Regions from separate parts of the Homo sapiens genome. Here region 1 is linked to region 2. A link is a loop called in an ENCODE intact Hi-C map of the cell type or tissue named here. Cell type or tissue: sigmoid colon. All regions are shown on one strand.

Region 1 (2,500 bases), 130 kb after region 2:
TTGGTATAAGCCTGGACTCACTGATAATCTTCAGAAATATCAGGGAGGTCACTGGGATTTGGGGGCTACCATTCTAAGGATGGAGGCTTGAATTGTTCTAATTAGATACCAAAGGAACCGGTGGCCCCAAAAGGCCAGAGAACTAGGATACAGCTGATGTACCTACTTTAAAAAGGATCTGTTATACAGACTGTTCTGTGCTTTAGTGCTTCCCCTTAGTATGCTACCTTAGACATCTTGCTTTGTCAATCTTAGAGTGAGTTTATCAAAAGTTTGTGGTGATAGTGAGTGAGGTACTAGTGCAGACCACAAGAGTATAGCTCATTAATAGATGGAAATAAATGAAAATCAGTGGGCAGAGAAGTAAATTAACTTTACCTCAAATGTAAATGTTCCTGCAGGTGCTGGAAGTGCATTTTAATGACCTTTCTATGGCCAAATAGAAAACACATCAGCAGATCAGAGCTTGTCTTCTTTCCTAGACTTTAATTTCCTCCTTTGAACAAAGGGACAATGAGGTGTCTGATTCAGAACAGAACATGTTGCACGGTTGTTAAATTAAATGTGAAAAGGAAAAGACTGAGGCTTTTAAAACGTGTGCTCAATTTTTCCATCAACAGGAGGCCTCTGCAAAATTATCACCCATTCGATAAGGACTCTGTCACTGGCTCATCAAATGTCCCGAACCCTTGGGAAACAAAACTTGAGGTTAGTCAAGGTCTTTTTGTTGCTGGGCCACCCTAACATCCCTGATTTCCTCTCTGGACTCTCTCTTTGGCTTAGTTTCTTTCCTCCTTTTTGTATATACTTGTCTTTCTCCAAAGTTCTTGTCCTTAGTATATCTGGCTCTCCATAAACATTCATCTGTTGCTCTAATTCCCGACACCCCCAATTTACAATAAATAGAAGGTTCTATTGAGAGTTGAAAACCTAGGTTGGAGCCTTGACTCTGCCATTTAAATGGCTTTATCTTCTGTTTTTCCAACTGTAAAGTAGATTAGTAATGGGTGTTTACAATCCTTGGAACGACAATGGGTGATAGTGGGTTTGGATGGATATGCTTTATAAACTTTCAATGATTATAGAAATGCAAGGCACACACACACACACACACACACACACACACAAAAGGAAGACAGCCGGCCTGAACAAAAGACATTCAGATTTATAGTCCCTGTTAGCATGGTTGTGACTTCATGGCATGCCACCTCTGGGCCCTGAAATAGATATGTAATAAATTGTATTTTACAGATTTAGAAAACATTTAAACCCTCAGAATATTGCCTCTGGCAGGCTCCTTGAGACCGTCAAAATTCTCATCCAACCATGTTATTTTCTGGATGGGAAAACTGAGGGCAGGAACTGTCCTGGGGCAAAGTGCCAAACAGAGCAAAGCCCGGCCTGGATTGCAGGTTGTTTGATTCTCAGTTCTGGTCGTTCCTCTGTCTGTGATGCCGTCTTGACTCTGACTTTGCTGAGCCCCGGAGGAAGACGAGTAGCCCAGGCTGACTCTCATGACAAGATTGTCTTGGAGGACAATGAAAGTGCTGTTGTGGCCCCCAGCCCCCAGCATTTATATAATGAGTTGTTTCTAAGGCATTTCCATTAAAAGAAAATGTTTTTTGGGCATGAAGGAGCAGGGTGTTGGACTAAGCTCCTGTCCCTCCCCTCCTATTGGTACAGAAGACAAGGAGAGAAAGGACAGCCAAGATTGTCACAAAGAAGGAATTGGTCTTTAGGGCCTCATTCTGAGTGTTTTGCTTTCTCTGTAATGTTGGCGCTTTCTCTTCCTTCATCTACCTCCGTCTCCATTTGATGTTGCCCTGGCGCCCTGAGGCAGCTTTACAAGAAATTCCTGCAGTTCCAAGCCTTTCCTGGCTCCCTTCCTGCATCCCAATATGTAGTTCCCATCACCCATTTCGATAGAACTCTGCTCTTACTGAGAAATTCAAGAACAATAACGCCCAATGTCTTTGTTGTTCCACATGGTAACTTTGCCTATCTCTCTGATGAATTGTATTTATTGTAAAACAGTATAATGAAAACAATAAATGAAAAAAAAACGCCCACTGTTCCACCCTCTAACATGCCAACTGTTTTCATCTTTTGAGTTTCCTGCCCATATGCTGCATGTTTTAGAGCAGTAACTCATAGTGCATCTACAATTCAGCCCTCTGCTTTTATCTATTACATTCTATTAATTTATCATGTTGCTACATAGATTTCAGAATCATCATATTTCGCTATGGTATAATGTTTCATACCACTGCTATATCATGATTTATTTAACCATTCTCCTTTTTTTTGATGTGTGAATTATTTCCGATTTTTCTTCATTATTAGTAATACTGCTTTGAAAAATGGATACCTTCAATTCTTTTATTCTTTTGAATGATTTCCCCAGAATAAATTCAAAAGAGTTAGATTAGTGAGTCAAAGAGTAAGAATAATTTGAGGGATGCACAATTCACTTAACAAACACCAAGAGTCTGCTGTGTTA
Region 2 (2,500 bases):
TATCCAAAGGAAGCTGACATAGTGATTAAGTCAACAGAAGGAGAGCGAAAGCAAATTGAAGCACAACAGAATAAGCAGCAGGCCATTTCAGAGAAAGATCGGGTAATCCAAAGCTATTCCAACGTACAATGTATATGTTTTGCTGAGTGTTGATTTATTTCTTGTATATCAGTTAATTTCTTTCTTCTCTAATATTAAAGTTTTGCTTGAGTAGGAATTGGGAATTAAATGCACTAAAGCCTCTGGGACCTACTAATTCAAAATTTGGGTAATTGATGACTTTATATATAAATTAAAAAAATAACTATAGAAACACTTAAGTTTAGGAAACTACTTTTGAATGTTTTATATATTTACATATACATAGTTATAAATTTAACATAGAAGTTAATTACAATCCATTCTTATAATGTACTTTTTTCATTAATTCACACTGGACTGTTTCTGATTGAAATTCCTCTACTAATCATGAGTTGAGGTTTAGTTTATTTATTGCCTTTCCTGGACCCACAGAGGATTCCTAATAAATATTTATGAAATGATTATTGATTGTGATATTTGACTGATTATAAGTAAATGTTATAGTGAAATCAGGTATACAAATTCCAATACAGCTGAATTTATCTTATATTTGGGCATATTAAAGTTATTGAAGAGTGGGCTTTATAATTCTGGTACTGTATTCTTTCACAAAATTTATTTGAGTTATGAAGTCCTTTTGTACAGCTTCTAATGTAACTTAAGACAGTATATTATTTGGACCTTTGTTAAAATAGGTTTTTAAATTTAAGCTTTGCGTAATATGTAATTAATGGAATAATAGTGAATGCTGCAAAGTAATGTAGTATACATGTTTTTCCTTTTTAGTACTGAAAAGAGAATAATGCCATTAAAAAAGAAACAACCCAAACCAACAGATTTTAAAACGTGTCTCATGGGCCAGATTTTTAACAATATTCTTTCTTGAAATACTGTTGGTGAATATCCTTGCAGTGTTTCATAAGATTTGAATTCATTTATTTTTTTTGAAATTTTTTTTTTATTCTCCATATCTCTCTACAAAATAACAGGGGAATGGATTTTTCAAAGAGGGGAAATATGAAAGAGCAATTGAATGCTATACTCGAGGGATAGCAGCAGATGGTGCTAATGCCCTTCTTCCAGCTAACAGAGCTATGGCCTATCTGAAGATTCAGAAGTAAGTATTGGTTACATTTTAGTGCTGTTCAGGATAAAAATTTACAATAAATTGGTAAATTTTTACCATAAGTTACCTAACATGCCAATTATGGCGTGTTAGGTTAGCTCACATGCCAATTTATGGTAAATTTAAGTAAGTTAAAATTTAATTTATGTATTTTTGAGCATTTAAATTAAAGTGAAATGAGAGGGGAAAAGTAGTGTGTGTGTGTGTGTGTGTGTGTGTGTGTGTATGTGTATGTGTGTGTTTATGTACCTGTGGTATACATAGTTCCAGGCACAAGGTGTGTATTCAGTAGATGTTCTTGTTAATATTTTCCCGCTTTTAAGTCTGGCATTACACAGTTTACCAGTTTTTCTCTAGTCGCTTTATGTATAGTATTCTGGATCTTGATTAAAAATTATTTTTCACTTCAGAGCCCCTTGGGCAAAGTCTTATCTGGAAATGTTTTATATACATACATGTATAACAAAAGAGAACTGCTGTCATTGAAACTGCTGATTAATAACATATGTAACAAACATTTGATCCTATATTAACCAGCTTTTTCTGGTTGTGCCCAAGTTGGACAATCAGTAGAATTATATCCGATGGCAGAAACTTAGACTTAGACTTTGTTTCTCTTGTTATACTTTACAGACTAATGCCAGAATTTTAAAAAGCCTGTAAATAGTATAAATAGGAATTCGAAACTTCTTCAGTGCCATGAATTCCCCTTTAGCTGTATGTTGAACGCTTCTCAGGATATTTTTAAATGCTTAACTGTACAACTAGGATTACAAAGGAAACCAATTATATCAAAATATAGTTTTGAAAATATTAAAAATTGTGATATAGTAGTATATTTGATTTTTTATTAACACACCTCAAAATGAGAAATTACATTTAAAATACAGGCAAGTGCTGTATTTTATGCTCACCAATATTCAGAATTACAGTACAAATTTAACCTGCTGCTTATTTGCATGTGATTGTACTGTATTTGAAACTACATTTAAAATACAGACAAGTTAATGTTAAAAAAATTTTAAAGACATGATTGTAAGGTTTCAGTAAGGACACCAAATTTTGGGATGATCCTCGACACATCTTCCACGTACTGATCAACAAGCAAGTGTGGATAGGGAATACCTGAAGCAACGTAGATGATTAGATTTCCAATGTGATAACACATGCCTTAGCTCTTTGTCTTCTGAATAACTACTAGGGCAGAGTTGCCCAACAGTTGCCAGCCTTGTCACAAGAGTATCTATAAACCAGACACTGCAATCACATGCAAATAAGCAACAGGTTAAATTT

The links. Hi-C counts contacts between places; a loop is a spot of excess contacts. Peaks named below come from ENCODE experiments on the same cell type or tissue, not always from the same donor. Only the 100,000 strongest peaks of a DNase experiment are listed, where the experiment ranks them.
Region 1: a loop joins it to region 2, with 4 times the contacts of the local background. A loop is called at or near these places in 10 of 110 quality-filtered maps.

Annotation. Positions count from the first base shown.
Region 1 is chr12:47,556,894-47,559,393 of GRCh38, reverse strand. No RefSeq gene overlaps it. Among named protein-coding and RNA genes, the nearest start is that of LINC02156, 140 kb to the right of the region's middle. In sigmoid colon, no CTCF peak of the experiment used is centred here; DNase peaks (open chromatin) are centred at 1,393 and 1,843.
Region 2 is chr12:47,685,478-47,687,977 of GRCh38, reverse strand. It overlaps RPAP3 (RNA polymerase II associated protein 3), which reads left to right. Exons shown (of 17, transcript NM_024604.3): 8 at 1-102; 9 at 1,071-1,198. Among named protein-coding and RNA genes, the nearest start is that of RPAP3, 19 kb to the left of the region's middle. In sigmoid colon, CTCF peaks have their summits at 921 and 1,136 (motif pointing right); no DNase peak of the experiment used is centred here.